Regions from separate parts of the Homo sapiens genome. Here region 2 is linked to region 1. The links are chromatin loops, found by intact Hi-C in ENCODE. Cell type or tissue: PC-9. All regions are shown on one strand. Links, peaks and the distances in the headings refer to the core of each region. The heading gives the core; the rest is flanking DNA.

Region 1 (8,889 bases), core at 3,754-6,253:
AGGGTGTGACACTGGGTCGAGAGCAACAGTCTGACAGACACCCTAATCCAGCACTGGCCACAGACATCGGGCATCAGAGACAAGCCTCCACATAGACGCTGCCATGAGTCAAATCTTGCCCCGAAAATTCAAGTTCTCCTGGAATCTCAGAATGTGACCTTAATTGGAAATAGGATCTTTGCAGATGTAATCAAGGTAAGGCTGGAGAGGAGATCATACTGCATTGGAGGGGCCCGAAATCCAACAGGAGCATCCTTAGAAGAGACAGAAAAGGACACACGGATGAAAGATAGCCACGTGAAGATGAAGGCGGAGACTGGGGTGATGCTGCCACAAGCCAGGGACACCAAGGGTGCCTGGAACCACAGAAACTGGAAAGAGCCAAGGAAGGATCCCCCGGCCTGCAGCCTCCAGAGGGAAGCATTCTGCCAACCCCTTGATTTTACACTTCTTGCCTCCAGAACTGTGGGAGAATAAATGTCTACCATGTTAAGCCGCCCAGCTCCCGATCAAATGTTACAGCAACCACAGTCAACTAACACAGGAACCAAAACACGAGTGGCATTGGGCAGTGACAGGAAAGCAGTGGCTTCTGCTTCAGAGGCATCCGGAATTGAAGAACAAAGGGGGCGTTCCTGGAGACCGTAAGGGGCACGTTCATGGAGCAGAGGAAGCAGAGACATGAGCGATGGTGGGCGGAAGTCCACACCAGCCGGAAGATCACCTTCTCCACAAGTTAGGCAACCAACAGGAGGAACCAGAAGGGACAGGCCCCAGGAGTGTTTGGGAGAGTCAAGAAAAGGATTTTAAGGTAGCAAGACCTTGTTATACTTGAAGGCAGCAAAAAAGTCACACATACTTGCCCTAAGAATTGTAAAACTCATAGAATTGTCAGTTAAGATGGCTACATCCTTGGAGCAAAGATCAATTTACACTTCTCTACTGTACCATAAATTTTGTTATGTTATTAAACCAAAGCCGTCTTCTTACTGTGGCCTCACATGGTCAGCCCTCTCTGCATGACTGTTTTCTAGTCTTATTTTAAGGACACCCATCAGATTAGATTAGGGCATATCCTAATGATCTCATTTTTGCTTAATTTCTTCTTTAAGGCACTATCTGTAAATACAGCCACATTGTAAGGTACTAGAGGGGAGAACTTCAATATTCAACATTTAAATTTCACACAGGAGGCCCAATTCGGCTCACCAAGTAGGAGAATGTCCTCGTTTGTAGAAAGTACACACTAAAGGATGTGGAAGTAACGTGGCATCATATCAGCAGTTTATTTCCAGGTGATGTGGGAAAAAAGGGTTTTTATACTGCACTTGCAATTTTCCTGTAAGTTGGAAATTGTTTTTAAAAATTGTTTTTTTAAAAAAAGCAATCCGTGTGGGGCATTTAAAATGTGTGTTACTGGGTAGGTGAGTCAACCACATTTAATTAAAGGCTGTGGCAGCCCTGTGAAATCTCAGCTCTGAATGTATTCCAGCTCTTTCTCTCGATCTTTGTCCACGGCAAGCGTTCCACTCAGCACGGCATTCCTCCCGCGATCCATTCTCAAATGTTGGCATGAATTCTTAATATTCTGAAAGAAAATGATCCTGGAAAGTATAAAATATTTACACCCTGCTGTCTGTTCTGCCTCGCTTGAGGAAAATTCTCATCTGTACACAAATGTTCTTCAGCTTTTGAGACCAGATGGCAGAGAGTCATAAAAAGACTGAAAAATTAGAAGGCGGGAAGTGGAGCGCGATGCCCAACAGAGAGCGGTCGTTCCCTGCGGGCTCAGCGTCTTTACGCTCTTCAGATGAAGGGTTTGCACCTACGAGGCAGTCTCGGTCTATCAGGCTCTGTCCATTCCTCTTCTTAATTTCATATAAATCTCCTTTCTGCCCCCTGCACATGACCCACGCCCAGGGAAAATGCCTCATTGCAAACGCTATCATCCGTTGGGGCCACTGAACAGGGGTGGGATGGCTGTCGCAGCACTGATCCCCCTGCAGGGAGGCTGACCTCATGAGGTCTGCGAGCCTCCATCACCGTCTTCTTCGCGGGCTCTGGGCTAGGAACTGCCCGCAGCCTCACTTGAAGGCCTTCTGTCTCTCACTTTCTCGGTCCATCTGACCTAATCTTGCCACTGTGATCATCACAGGCAAAGGTGTCAGGAGACCCCGCCAGCACACAGCAGCTGCGCTTGGGGCCTCCTAGGTTCACCTGGGGCAGCGGTCCCTAGCACGCGGGCCAGGTGATGCCCTTCAATCCCGAGCCAGACGCCCTCCTGCTCTTCAATATCACCTGTCAGTCGCCAAGGCCCTCCATGTGAGCTCCTCCAGAAGCGGACGCTCAGGGCTATTCGGGAGGTGATCCCAGCAAACGCCAGGAAGGGCTGGGAAGCGAGACAGGAAAGGAGAGGAAGGCAACCCAGGGTGGGAAAGCAGGGGCGGCCTCCTGGGCTGCTGAGCCTCAGCTCGGGGCCACGGGAAGACACCCTGGCACCTGCTTCCGAGCCGTCCTCCCCGGGGCCGGGCTGGGCTCTCCAGAGGGCAGCCTCGCAGGGGCTCCGCGGGACCCTCCAGCCCTGGGGCCTGGGTCAGCGGCTGCTCTACGCGAGGGTTGGAGCTGCTCTACTGAGGGGGCTTTCTCCCAGGAAAGATTTGCTCCTAAGCTTAGTTCAGCTGCACTCACGCCTCAACCTGTGCCTGACTCACCTCTCATTACAATTCATATGATAACTTAGAAAGGTTTTCTCCCAGGAGGCGGTCTGCACAGGTGACTTTCTGCTTAAGACAATCAGCTGGTCCATCAACCAGGCGGCTCAACTGGCGCCTCTGTGCTGCGTCCTCCTGAGTGCCCAGGCTCGTGAGGCTGTGCCTCCCCCTGCACCAGCTCCCTCCAACTCTCCCCCTCCTCTCCCCTGCCTCTCCCTGCATCTTCCCCACATGTCCTCCACCACTCCTCTCCCTCTCCCCATCCTCTCCCCTCCTCTCCCCCACCTCTCCCCTACTCTCCCCGACCTGTCCCCTCCTCTCCCCCACCTCTCTCCTCTTCTTCCCTACCTCTCCCCTCCTCTCCCCAACCTGTCCCTCACCTCTTCCCTTCTCTCTCCACCTCTCCCTTCCTCTCCCCGACCTCTCCCCTCCTCTCCCTCTTCCCGCTCCTCTCCACTCCTCCTCCCACCTCCCCCTACTTCTCCTCTCCTGTCCCGGACCTGCCCCCACCTCTTCCCTTCTCTCCCCACCTCTTCCCCACCTGTCCCCTCTTCTCCACTCCACCTGCCCAGCAGCACTTCCTGTTCTACACACAGATCCTCCTTTCACTGGGCAATTCAATCCCTTCTACTCCCTGGTCTCATGTTACACAGAGGAAACAAGAGCATATCTGTGCTTCATAATAGACATGAACTTAAAAGAATAAACCCCACACATGTGTGTACTAACATTCCTCTACTTATTAACACCAATAAAAATTAGGCATGCCCTAATACATTCACATTCCTTTTTGGCACATTTGAGATTAGCTTTTCTTTCCAGAGCATCCTTACAAATCCACAGGTCTGCAAATACTGACCTTACCTGAACTAAGGTTGTCATTTTCTTTTTAAGCTCGTTACTGCAATGAGACCATCAGAAGTTTCTTTATGCCAGTTCCTTTGTCGTGATATCATTGAGAGGCCCGATATATGGGATGCATTCCCTCCAAGAGCACTGTCTGGAGGGGTGGAGAATGGTGCTGGAGAGAATCATGACTCAGGCAGTGGGAGCACACAGGACCCGGAGAGGCAGTGCCATCCATTCTCCTTAGGCCACATTTCCCAAGGAAATCGGGAAAAACATTTTTTTTAAAGCTCATAATGTCACATTATGTTAATTAAAGTTAATTAAAATGGAAATGAAGTAATTTAATTTAAACAATTTAATTAAAATGTTTGAAATTTCTATTTTATTTCCACTACAACCTATCTGCTTTAATTTTTAAACCTGTCTTCAAACTGTAATTATGCCTCTTTCTCTTTAATAAGTTCCACCTTACTCATTAACCATCTTTCTGTCACAGTTTATTGAGAGTTCCATTTAAGAAGCCCATAGTGTATGTATTTGGGAAATTCAGATCTTCAAACAAAGTACACGAGCTTAGAATGTGATCTAGAAGGCACAAGCCAGTGGGTAGGGAGGTTTTGGGGGGCTAGGACCTTTCCATTTCCCTACATTATTACTGTGCCCACCACCACTTAAAGAAAGGTTCCAGGCTCACCCCTAAAGCTGCCATCTGACTTAATAAGGTCAGTCTACAAGGTATTGTTTGTCTTAACAGTAATTTAGCAAGGTCCTTTTCTTTGGTTTCCAGAAAGCCAATGTAGTAGGTTTCACTGCTCATGTTTTTTAATGAAGGGAAACGGCTTTAAGTTTTTGTAAGTCTTTGGTAACAATGGGCTAAATTTCCCCAGCAGTATTTCGGAAGACCTTCTTAACTTGCCTCATTACTCTTTAGCACATACCTATGAGCCTTGATTCTTAGAAGAATAAGAAGAAAACGCTCTTCTGGGTGTTACAGCTGGCAGACTTGAAAAGGGCAATTTACTTTCCTTTGTTTACCTCTTTTATTCACTGTTCTTCTCTAAAGAAATACAAATGTGCCAATTAGGTAGAAAATACAAATGTGCCAGTTAGGGAGAAAAGATTTGCAACACAGGTGGATTCCTCTATTCACCAAAGATTCATCTCAGTTTCTTTCCAAAAGCAAGACCCTTAACTACATTTAATTATAATTTATATATTCTAGAACAATATTCACAATCATACAGAGGCATTAATCATACAGAGGTATTAATTTTTAAAGTTCCAATAACACAAAAGGTGGAAAATGCAGGTTTGACTGGTATCCCAGGTGGTACAGTGAGCAGCTGCCATCTCACCTTTGCCAAATGCATTGGAAAACTCTCCAAGGGCCTCAAAGTGGGGCTGTAGCTTACGGTCCCTTTCAGGCCCATGAGAACCTGGGTGGGGTGGGAAAGGTGAAAAATGCATGCCTTCCTGTGTGGGACAGTAAATGTAGGTAATCTGGAATGTGTGAGGTTTGGCCTCGGGCACCTAGTGAAGCAGCGTCATTGTCTGGGGTAAATACCAGAAGTTCATTGTCTCACACCAAGGGAATCAAGGATGTGGACACACAAAAAGTGAGTTTAAAGAGCAGAGGTTTAATAGGTGAAAGAAAGAAAAGAGAAGAGCTCTGTCTCTTGCAGAGAGAGAGGGGCTCCTAAGTGGGACTTCTGGTCTGCAGCAAAGTGCACGGGGGTTTTATAGGCTGATAGACTGTCTTGAAGAGGCGGTGTCTGATTTACAAAGGGCCCAAAAATTGGTTGGACCAGGTGTGCTATTTATGTAGTGTGCAAAGAAGCTGGCCACCCCACCTTAATTTTTATTATGCAGATGTGTTCTCTATCTGGCTGGCACCATGTTGTCTGTTCCTTATTGTACACGTGGTTGACAAAGAAAAGGGAAGATAGAGCCTTCGTGTTGAATATACCTGCCCCCCAGGTAGACTTTTCCTATTGGCATAGCTGCCGGCATTCACCTGGGCAGGATTCCAGCTTGCTTATCTATGTCTGCAGCTCGATTTTAGAGGCTGCTCTTTGGTAGAAAAGAAATGATTTGGGGGCTGCTTTTCATTAAAAAGAAAACCTTACCAAGGACACGTCTACACTCACTACCTGCCTAAATCATTTCTTTTTAACTCCTATATCACTAGGGCTGCTTTGAAATACTGGAAGGATCATGAGCTCATCCTGGGACTGAGAGGGAAACTGAAATGGCAGGAAATATGAAAAAGTTTGGAAACTTTGAGTGAGGCTTGGGCAAGACTGTGTTTCCACAGCAGATTGATGTCTGGGTTCTGATTAAATACTTCTAAAATCCCCTAAGATTCTTCCAGGCAGCCAAATGGTGATTCCACTGATTCTACCATTCTACTAGAATGGTGATTGTAACTGATTCTACAGCAATAACCAACATATGTTGAACATTTAATACGGGTCAGCTGTTATGCTGACTTGCTTTTTATGCATCATCTCACAATATTTTTTAAAACAGGTGATGTCAGCACCATTATCACTTTACTTTACAGATGGAAAAATCAAGGCACCCAGTAGGAAAGCAGCCCATGCAAGGTCCTGGAGCAGTGATTTTAGAACACAGCCCAGGCTGTGGCTGTACCATGGGGGCCAGAACCCATCCTCGTCACTTTCACAATGGATACAAATGTTACCAAAGCCAAGGTGCTGACCATGCTGTTGAGATCTGCTGCATCTCTGCTGGACTTTTGTCCAGTTACTCCATCAATGTTTGAGAGAGGAATTTTATATATATATATATTTTTTTTTATTATACTTTAAGTTCTAGGGTACATGGGCACAACGTGCAGGTTTGTTACATATGTATACGTGTGCCATGTTGGTGTGCTGCACTCATTAACTCGTCATTTACATTAGGTATATCTCCTAATGCTAAAACCTCAAATCATGACGGTGGTAGTGTCTACCTCTTTCTTTAATTCTGTCATTTTTGCCTCATGGATTTTGAAGCTCTGTTATGGAGCACTTATACATTTATGATTGCTATGTCTTCCTGCTGAACTGATCCTTTCCTCATGAAGTGTCCTTATTTGTCTCTCATGATCAATTTTGTTTTGAAATGGACTTTATCTTACATTAATGAAAGATTCTCCCTGAAAGCTTGAAGGGATGAGTGATTCCTCCCTTCTCAGGCCCAGTCCCAAGGTGCAAGGCCCACTTGCGTCAGCAGCGTGTGTCAGCAAGATAGAAGCAGGAAGAGAGCCAGCAGGAAGACACCTCCCCTGGCCAGGAGACACCTCCCCTGAAGATCGAGAAAGAGGCTGTCCAGATACTATGTAGCAGTCATGTCAGACTGGGACACTTGCTGTTTACAGAGGACTATAAACCCCCCTGTCCCATCCTCAGTTGGGGCTGACACCATTTTGGGCCTTAGCCCACCTGCACTCAGGTGCTCATTAAAACAGCATGTTGCTCCACACTCCCTCGTGTTGTCTGTTGGCGCGCTCTCAGGGTTCAAACCGATACAAGAACCTTTCAGTTAATACATCACTCCAGCCTTCCTATTTGCCTCCTCTGTTTTTAATTCCTGTGTTTCCCCTTTCCTGCCTCTTTTGGCTTATTTTGATTGTTTTAGAGAATTTACTCAAGGCTGTTAACGGTGAGTCATGAAACAGATGCACTGATTCTCTACAGGTGGGAGCTGCAATTGGCACAAGCTCCAAGGTGGAGAATCTCATTATATATTAAGGGTGTCAAAACTTTTAACAACATGCTTGTCATTTATCCCAGCTGTGCCACCTCTGCACATTTATGTTTTTACAAGAAATCAGGCCAGGTGAGGTGGCTCATATCTGTAACCCCAACACTTTGGGAGGCCAAGGCGGGAGGATCCCTTGAGCCCAGGAGTTAGAGGCTACAGTGAGCCATGATCTCACCATTGCACTCCAACCAGGGTGACAGAGTGAGACATCATTTCTTAAGTAAATAAGTCAATAGATAAATAAATCATTGGTGGCCCTCCCCACCCAGGCCCCAGACTTACTTTACTTCTGCCAGAGTTGACAACAGTGTTCTTCCCACATCCTCACCTCCCGGCCTCCCTTCCTCTCTCCTCCTTGCCACTTTGTCTCTTTCCCACTGTTCCTCATCTTACTGTCTTATTGATGTAAAATTCACATTATACATTTTAAATTAATCTTAACCCTAAGAATTCCACACATTTTTTAAAAAGTTTTAGAATAAGTGATACATTCTTTGTCTTCAAACTATTTCATTATGAAATCTTAAGGCATACAAAAATAAAATCATAAACACCCATGTGCCCATCATCTAGCTTAAATAAAATTATTCCTGAGTCCCTGCTCTTCTTGACCCACTCTATTTAGGTGTTTGTTTTTGTTTGTTTGTTTTTGACAGGGTCTCACTCTGTCACTCAGGCTGGAGTATGGTGGCTCAATCACAGCTTGCTGCAGCCTCGACCTCCTGGCTCAAACAATCCTCCTGTCTCCATCTCCCAAGTAGCTGGGACTACTGATGCACCACCAAACTTGGCTAATTTTTTTTAAAAAACTTTTTGTAGAGATGGGGTCTCACTCTGTTGCCTAGGCTGATTTTCAACTACTGGCCTTAAGCTATCCTCCTGCCTTGGCCTCCCAAATTGCTGGAATTACACGCATGAGCCACTGTGCCCGGCCCCATTCAGTTTTCTTTCCTTACCATTCCTGTCCCCATACTGCTCTTTTTAAGGTCACCAGCACCCTCTGTGTAGTGAAATCCAGTTATCACGTATCTGCCAATGTTATACTTGATCTACTAGTGGTGACAGAGGCTGGTGACAACTTCTTGAGATGCCATCTGCTCTTGGCCTCCAGGGTGCTACTCTCACGGCCCTCTTCTACCTCTCTGCTGTCCTTCATCACTCTGGCCGCTATATTCTCTTCTCTCTGAACTTTAAAGGCTGGAAAACCTCATGCCTTGGCCCAAAGCCCTTTCTCTTCTTTGTCTACACTGTCTCCTTAGTTGATCTGTTTTGGTCCCATGTCTTTTAATAACATCAATATATGATTTACCTTCAGCACTGAGACTGTCTTTAGCAGCAGATTATATGACATCTCTGCTTGGATATCTAATGGGCATCTTCAATTTTTGTACATGTAAAGCAAAACATTGAATTTCTCTCACTCAGAAAATTCCCTCCTCCAGCCTTCCCCACCTTGATAAGTGGTACCACCATCCTCCCTGTTTCCACTTCAGATCTAACATTTCCACAAGTTTTACCAGCTATACCTTCCAAATATCTTCCCTTCTCATTATCTCTG
Region 2 (8,889 bases), core at 3,716-6,215, 130 kb after region 1:
TTGGAGTGTGTAGCTCCTCTCTGTAGACAGGTCCTCCTGATGTCTCTGCAGCTCTCCACAGAGAGGAGGCCCTGGAGTGGGTAGCTCTTCTAGCTTGTCCTCTTGACATACGCTCAGCCCCACCCTTATGATCTCATTAATCTTAATTACCTCCTTGTAGGCCCTGTCTCCAAATATAGTCACATGTAAGGGGGTTAAGCTTCAACATATGAATTGGGGGAGACACATGACTCAATCTATAGCAGATAAAAACCAAAGCAAAGGAAGACCAAGGTGGTAAAGTAAGATAAAACAAGAGTAAAGTTAGTAACAAGATGAACTAACATTCAGTAAGTGTTTATCATGTGGAAGTATTTCCAAACATTTTATATACATATATACATTATCTCATTTAATCCTAACAATAAGACTCTGAGCTAGTGACTGTCATTCCCATGTGTCATATGGTCAAATAGTATCTTAGAGAAGCAAAATATCAGGCTGAAGGACACATAGTAAACGTGACTAGTATTAATACCAGAGCCTCCATAGCCTGTTTTATACTTCTTCCCCATGGTTTTAATATTAACTATACCTGACACTTAAATTGTCCTTTCATCAAGCACTGATGTAAGTATTTTATGTATTTAATGTGCATTAACTCCTTTATTATGTTAAGGGGTATATTATCACCCTAAAAAGTACTATTATAATCCCTGTTTTTAAGGTAATGAAACTGCAGTACAGAGAGGTTAAGTATCCTACCTTAACATTACATAGCTAGTAACTGGCAGAACCAGAATTCAAATCCAGGCAGTCTGGCCCCAAAGACCATGCTCTTAACCACTAAACAACAGTTCCTCTCATGCATATATAAAGATGCATTTCCTCAAGTCCTGCACAATTGCTCCAAGTGGATCTCAAATTTGGTTTTGAGCTTATCGGCTAAATCAAAGATGGTAGCAAGATTCAGAATTCATGACATAAAATCTTACCAGTTTCTCACGGGCATACTATAAAAGATTGGGAGACATCTGCTTGTGAATCCATTCAATAAATACTTGTTAGGCACCTTTTATATGATTAGAAATGGCCTTTTTGGTATTTGGGTATTTGGTAATGTGAACATAATTTAAAACTTCACACCAGGCACTGTGACTCACGTCTGTAATCCCAGCACTTTGCAAGGCCGAGGCGGGCGGATCACGAGGTCAGGAGTTCAAGACCAGCCTGGTCAATATGGTGAAACCCTGTATCTACTAAAAAATACAAAAATTAGCCAGGCGTAGTGGCGTGCGCCTGTAGTCCCAGCTACTCGGGAGGCAGAGGCAGGAGAAATGTGGGAACCCGTGAGGCGGAGGTTGCAGTGAGCCGAGATTGCGCCACAGCACTCCAGCCTGGGCGACAGGGCGAGACTCCATCTCAAAACAAACAAACAAACAAACAAACAAACAAACAAACAAACTTCAAATGTCTTTAATTCTGCCTTGGTTAAAATTATTGTTGAAACCAGAGGCCATAAGTTCAATAGCACAGATATTAAGAACATAAAGTGTTCATACATGTGCTTTTTGGAATAAAGAACACTTGGCTTCCCTTTGTTTAGATAGATAGGAAAGGCTAGTGAATATCCACAGTTATCACAAAATTTAAATTGAATCTATATTTACTTTTTACCTGTCTTCATAAAACAGAGGGGTTTCTTTCCCCATGTGTACATACCAAGTAGGACAAAGAGATTTTCTGTAATATCGAAAGGTTTGTTTTAATAATTGCAAGGACTGTGACATAAAACCTTCAGACCGCAGGTGTTAAATTTGAGACATTACATTTGTTAGACTATTTCAGAAGATTGTGTTTTGTTCAATTAATGTAAAGTGTCTTTGTCTTAGGAGGCTGATTTGTCTCAACAACGTTGTGATAATCACTTACTATAATCTCACATCTGGGGTCATAAGTAACCAAACAATTGTAAACATTGAACACATTCTTATTGCTAGGAAGATATGTAAAAATGTTCCTCTTTGCCAAAAATTATTTTGCAAATAAAATAGGTAAATGACTTTAACTGATTAGACATTAAACACAATATAAAATCTCATTCTTTCACAATACCACTTCTGGGAGCTGGCAAGATGTGGGATTGAAAAGTAGCAAATCTCTGACTTAATGAAAATTTCCTGACATTCCACCCATGAAGTTCCTTGTCATCTCCCTGACCTCATATTGGGGTGTCCCAGGATCCAGTGTGAGGGTTCCTTTTCTTCCTAAATGCACTCTCATGGAGATCCAATCTGGCCTCAGGTTTTAAATAGCATCTATTATATGCAGATCTTTCCCCAGAACTCTTATTGTTCCTCTTCATTTCTCAATGTCAACAAGTCCAAAACTGACATGAACCCTCCTGATCTTCAGCCCCAAACTTGCTCCTCTTAGTCTTCCCCTTTGTAATTAATGGCAACCCAATCCTTCTGAATTCTTAGTATAAAAACCTTGGAGTGATGCTTGATTCCTCTCCCTCTCTCTCAGATCCCACATCAATCCATATCCAAATCCTATTAAATCTAATTTCAAAATATATCCAGAATCCAATCCCATCCCATCCCATTCCCTCCACTGCCACTGCTCTGATCCAAGCCACCTCTCTCCTTATTGCCATTGCCTCCTAACTGCTTTTCTTCCTTTCCCTGTCCCCTTCAGTCCATTCCAGCACAGCAGGCTGGATGCACCTTTAATACTTCCATGGCTTATCGGGCCTAACCCTGTCTGGCTCTCTGTAACTCCTCCTGCCTCACGGAGCCACTTCTTTCCTGCTCTACTGCAGCCAGCTGGCGTCCCTCCTGCCCTGGCCTTTTGTAGGATTCCCTCTCTCGTAACAAACATTCTCCCCCGAGACATGCACGAGGCTGCCCACTCTCACCGCCTTCATGTCTTTCTCAAACGTCCCGTTCTCCACGAGGCCTTCCTGACCACGCTATTAAACCTAACGACTTCTCCTCGGCACTCCCCGCCTCCCTACCCTACTTAATTTTTCTCCAATGCACCTATCACCATCTGCCACACTAAGATTTTGCACATTTATCTTGCGTATCTGTTTTCCCCCAACTACCAAGTAAAATGTGCATCCCACAAGGACCGGGAATGCTGTTTGCTTAGTGCTCTATCAGCAGACCTTAGAAACGCATCTGCACACAGTAGGCGCTTCGTGGATTTACTCCCACGAGCTTGCACCACGCTTCCCCTCCACACCAGGCATGAAGATGTTCCAGTCATGGAGATTCCCACCACTAAAGGAACTGCAGAAGCTGTAAATTCGGGCATGAGAATCTGAGGAGAAACGTGCCGAGGCAAGAGGCTGGGTAGCCCCTGTGCAGCACGCAGTTAGCCGGGGCTTCAGCGCCGGAGCTCCCCGTTGGACGTGTTGCGCTGACCCAGCTTTCCCGCCTTCGAGGGCGGCCAGAACCTTGTGTCCCGGCCCCACCCACACCAGCTCAGGCTGAGAGAATCTCACAGGGCTTCACTGGGTCATCCGTGACCAGCTTTGGTCGGTTCCTGCCTTGGCGGGAAAAGTTGACCTACATTGCGTGCCAGGAGCGCAAGGCTTGCAGGGCATGCTGGGAGAGCGCAGGGAACGCTGGGAGAGCGCGGGAAATACTGGGATTGGCTCCCGAGGGCTGTGAGGAGGGCACGAGGGGACACTCCGATGAAGGCAGGGCACGCGGGGCGAGCCGGGAGCGTCTCCTGAGGGCAGCGAGGAGGGAGCTGAGGCACGCGGGCTCTCAATCGACGCCCCACAGAGACCAAGAGGCCTGGCCTTGGGGGGCAGCTGCTTGAAGGAGGCAGAGCGGAAGCGAGGGAGACTGCTGGAGGCCCTGCCGCCCACCCGCCCTTTCCTCCCCCTGAGGAGACGCCTGACGCATCTGCAGTGCAGGAGGCCGTGGGCGTTAGAAGTGTTGCTTTTCCAGTTTGTAAGACCATTTTCCTGATTCTCTTCCCCACGGTTGCGGAGGAGCAGGTCAGGGCCGCCATGAGGGCAGGATCCCGGTGCCGGCGCCGGCACCCTGAGGACGTTGGTTTGGGTCAGGAAAAAAATGTATTCATCTGCAAAGACCCATGAGTCCCAATTTTTCGGGCATTTCATTATATCGGAAATTTATAGAATCACCTTTTAAAATGGATTTAGCTGAACAAAGACCTTAGATTCGTTTCCACTCACGTCCATTACTGTTCTCACAGAAGCCAGGCCGGAAGAGGGGTGGGCGCTCGCCTGGGGGCAGCGGCAAGCCGGGTCTGGGGCCGCCCTGAACCCCGCGCCCCGGGAGGATTTTTAGGAAGGGTCCCTCGTAGCGGCGGTCCCGAGGCTTAGCGCACAGCACTGCAGGAGCTGGGCGCTCCCAGAGTTTTGGTCCTTTGGGGTTCTCTGAGTCCTCCCTCACGTGTAGAATTGCGTAGGTGCCTGTTGCCTGCTCCTAGCACTTGTTCCTTGCCCTGCTGGGGATTGGGAATAAAGATGAAATCCTGGGACAGAAACGTAGTGGAGCGACTCCCTGGACAGGATGTTAATAGCGCATCCGTAGATCATAATAAGGCTTGGCCCACGTTTTGAGCTTCACAATATAGTTCTACAGCCTAGCCAAAGAAAACAACATTCTTTTTGAATCTGCAAGTTTTGCCAACTAGGAACTCACAAAATTAAACAATAGTAATAATTCTAATAAATTCATGCTTATCCCTGAACAGATCACTCTTGTTTACATACAGTGTTGCAATCCGTGAGTATTTGAAGATTGGCAAAACGGGAGGACTTGCACCCAGGAATTTTTTGGTGACCTGGAATTTACATTCCTACTGTATTACATTCCTGCTGGCATTGCCAGCATTCCTCAGATGACACCACAAACTCATTTCAGTACTGTGATCAGAAGGCTGGTCACACTGCACATTCCCGGGCCAGTATATTATTCTTTCTTAAAAAGAAAAAGCATGTTGATGTTGAAAAGTTGAAAGTACTAGAGTCCAGCTTACTTTTCCCTAATGTATTTGTGCATGTTAGTGTACTGAAGCTTCACTGGGTTGCTTTACTTTTATATTCCAGTTTTTGTTACTGTAGTAAAATGTAATGTAGACTTCAAAGGTATACCTTATGAATTATCAACTGTAAACTGTGCCTCCAATAGAATTTGAAAGCTGGATAATTTAGTGGAAACAAAAACTAGGTAACAATTTAGAGACCAGTAAACATTTTCTGTCGTGTACAATGAAAAATAATATATTCCTCAACCTTGAAGTGCTTTACAGAAAAATCTGAAACAACAAAAGACTTTGCTATACATTTTGACTTTTAAAAAATAGTTATTGTTATAGAAAAAGGAGTGATGAAAATATTCTAAAAATTATTGCAATGATGGTTGCACAACTCTGAATACAGTAAAAAACAGTGAATTGTACACATTAAATGGGTGAATTTTATGTTATGTGAACTATATCTTAGTAAAACTTGTACCAAAAATCCTAGAAAATCATTAGAAGACCTTAAAGGTAAATGGCAGGGATACTTAACTGCTGAAGTTTGCAAACTAACTTGTTTGTATCATCCCATTCTAAAACAATATCAAATATTGTGTGCTGACTTGGTATTGGAACTCTATTGGTAAGATAATTTACTACCTTTTTTTGCTGTTTATTTTTAAAGGCCTGATTGCTGAGACACTCAGTCAGGAAAGTATGAATGATTCTAGGCAGCAGTCTCTGTTCTTCATCACACTTCCAGATTTAAACAAACTCTGTGCTGTCAGAATAATACTGAGTAATAAGGTGGCAGATACTGAGATTAGGACTATACAAATGAAGATGTGCAGGTAAAAAAATACATCTTATAACTAAGACTTTTAAAACTTTGAGACCTATAAAAGCTGTTTTAGAGGAATTTTCTATAAAGCAAAATACTCATTCACTCAACTTGTGTTTATAATTTTAAAATAAAGGAAGTCAGATTTTGTTTTGACCAGGTATATTGGATTATATTTAAGGAGGGATTTAAAATACTTGCAATAGAATTATCTCACTGTTGAGTTTTTATATCTGTGACCTCTTATGTGCTTTTTAAAAGTTTAAAATCTCCACAGACATTCATGAATTAAATTCAGGCTCCCAGAAACTTAGAGGTCCTAATTAATCAATATTTATGGAATACCTACTGTTTTCCAGTAGGTATTTCCAGTAGGTGGGGCACTTAGAGATCCTATAAACATCTTAGATTAGTATAGTTTCTTAATTCTCAAGTCAGTATGAGACACTGTGGAGTATTTCTCTAGGATCTGTCTCAAAATATCTGATCCCACATAGTCGTTGAAAAACAGCTTAAGAGGGCCGGGCGTGGTGGCTCACACCTGTAATTCCAGTGCTTTGGGAGGCCAAGGTGAGCGGATCACGAGGTCAGGAGTTCGACACCAGCCTGGCCAACATGGTGAAACCCCATCTCTACTAAAAATAAAACAAATTAGCTGGGCATGGTGGCAGGCACCTGTAATCCCAGCTACTCAGGAGGCTGAGACAGGAGAATCGTTTGAACCTGGGAGGTAGAGGTTGCAGTGAGCCAAGACTGTGCCACTGCACTCTAGCCTGGGCAACAGAGCGAGACTCTGTCTCAGAAAAAAAAAAAAAGGAAAGAAAAGCAGCTTAGAGGAAACCTAAAGTATAATTCCATGATTACTGAGGACCCTCCTTTAAATTGTTTGAGGCACTCAAAGGAAGAGTCATAGAAAACATGAGAAGATTCTATATTTAAATGAATTGCTTAGAGAAGAACAAACAACTAGAAGATACCCAGAGGCAAGAAATAAGGAAGCCACTTTTGGGGTGTCCTTCATTTTCGTCTTATTTACAAAGTTTTTCTTCTCTCCATTGCATATTTTCCCACCCAGGGGCATCAGGGAGCCTGTACCCTTCCTGCTAAAGTATAATATGATACCTGTTAAGGACTTAATCTGTGACTCCTTTTGGAAATACTAAAATAGGTAGAAAACCTAAAGTGAGGTTTTTCTTCTGCTTGTCCTCAAATTGAAGGCAGCCATTCCCACAGAGTGGGGTTATCTTCACTCACCCTCCCGGTAATTGACAGAGAGTCTTGAATAGCATTTGGCTCTCTCTAGTAGCATTTGGCTGTGTCAGGTAATGGCAGGCCTTGCCAAGGCAAGTACCTGATATACCTTGGTTCCAACAAATATGAAGCCACCAGAAACAGATTGGCCCGTGTTGCTTTTTAAGGTAACCCCATACACATCCTAATGGTTATTTTAATTTGTTTCTTTGATGATTAGTAATGTTGAAGGTTTTCAGATTTCCAGTTGTATTCTTTTTGTGTTTTTCCTATCTTTCCCTTGAACCTTGAAATGAAATTATTAATGGTAATTTGATTCTGATGATGTTTGTTTTAAGTTCATTTGGCTGTTGAAACCACTACCCAGTTCTTTCTGGCTTGGGAAGAATTTCCTTTCTGAAGGAAAAGGATTTAGTCAGTAGTTCTAAATGTTTAAGTGGTTGGTAACTTCACTGATAGGTGAATCCTTAGACTCTTGCCTCTGGTGCCCCCTGCCCACCACCTTTTTTTTTATTTTAAAGGAAAAATGGAAGAAATAGGAGTTAAAGGAGACAGATTCTTCACTGTGTGTAGATTTCTTCAAGTATATAGGACAAAAATTGAGTTCTAAAAGATGAATTTAGGTTCACAGATGAAAGAGATTGGGAAATTCAGATGCGGGGACAAGTTCTCAAGTTAGCATTAGTATCTAAAACTTCCTAATTCTCTTAAGTCAAATATTGCCTGAGTACCTACACCTACACTGTTCAAGGTGCTATGCAAAGTGTGGGGAGAGAGTCTCTAACACAATTGTTGCCTAGGAGAAACTTAACGTTTTAGCTAAGCAAAGGTTTAAAATGTTCCAATAGAGTAAAAACGGATAGTGAGTGTATTAGTCTGTTTTCACACTGCTGTAAAGAATTACCTAAGACTGGATAATTTATGAAGAAAAGAGGTTTAATTGACTCACAGTTCCGCAAGCTTAACAGGAAGCATGATTGGAGGCCTCAGGAAACTTAAAATCATGTCAGAAGGGTGAAGGGGAAGCAAGCACCTTCTTCTAATGGCAGCAAGAGAGAGAGGTGGGGGGAGGAAGTGCTACACACTTTTAAACAAGATCTAATGGGAACTCACTATCACTAGAGCAACAGGGGGGAAATCCGCCGCCATGAGCCAATCACTTCCCACCAGGTCCCTTGCCAACACTGGGGATTATAATTCAACATGAGATTTGGGTGGGGACACAGAACCAAACCATACCAGTCCACTTTGTAATATATTTCATCTCCACAGGCAATTGCTGTTTTTGCATCAAGATATTCTTACATCACCTGTGTCTGGAATATTAAACCAAATCTGGGTGGTGATGGCGGTTAGTATTTTAATATTTTGTGAAATGTTATTACTAGTTGAGAACAATATTGATAAATAATAATTTAGGTATTATAGCTAAAGTTAAGATGTTTATGAGGATTAATTGATTAATCACAATGTGTTACAGGTTAATTGGATTATTAACAAACTAATATTGAAATGCCTGATGCTTAAAATCCATTTTTGTGGTTCTAATTTAACATTTATTTTTCTCATTATAAATGCTAAGATAAAGACTGTTAATGAATAAAACATGCTACAGTATAATTTTTAAGATAGCATGGGCTTGATACATTTTATCATATTTTATTCTTTAGACTAAAAGGAAAAAATTTCTCATTTCAACAAATCTCCAGTTGTTTTTAAAGAACTTGGATCAACATTTCTTCTAATGGAACATTTTATTTAAAATTATTTTTACACTTAAAATTTTAAAATTAGTATTAGAAAGATATTTC

Evidence for each region. Hi-C counts contacts between places; a loop is a spot of excess contacts. Peaks named below come from ENCODE experiments on the same cell type or tissue, not always from the same donor. Only the 100,000 strongest peaks of a DNase experiment are listed, where the experiment ranks them.
Region 2: it touches region 1 in a loop (12-fold over the local background); 1 of 110 quality-filtered maps calls a loop at or near these places.

The regions. Positions count from the first base shown.
Region 1 is chr18:74,180,016-74,188,904 of GRCh38, forward strand. No RefSeq gene overlaps it. Among named protein-coding and RNA genes, the nearest start is that of TIMM21, 36 kb to the left of the region's middle. In PC-9, for the core only: no CTCF peak of the experiment used is centred there; a DNase peak (open chromatin) is centred at 5,036; H3K27ac peaks cover 635 bases.
Region 2 is chr18:74,312,163-74,321,051 of GRCh38, forward strand. It overlaps C18orf63 (chromosome 18 open reading frame 63), which reads left to right and starts at 3,677. Exons shown (of 14, transcript NM_001174123.2): 1 at 3,677-3,947; 2 at 5,672-5,837; 3 at 8,351-8,429. The coding sequence starts at 5,704. RefSeq lists an enhancer at 3,885-4,054. In PC-9, for the core only: no CTCF peak of the experiment used is centred there; a DNase peak (open chromatin) is centred at 4,779; H3K27ac peaks cover 512 bases.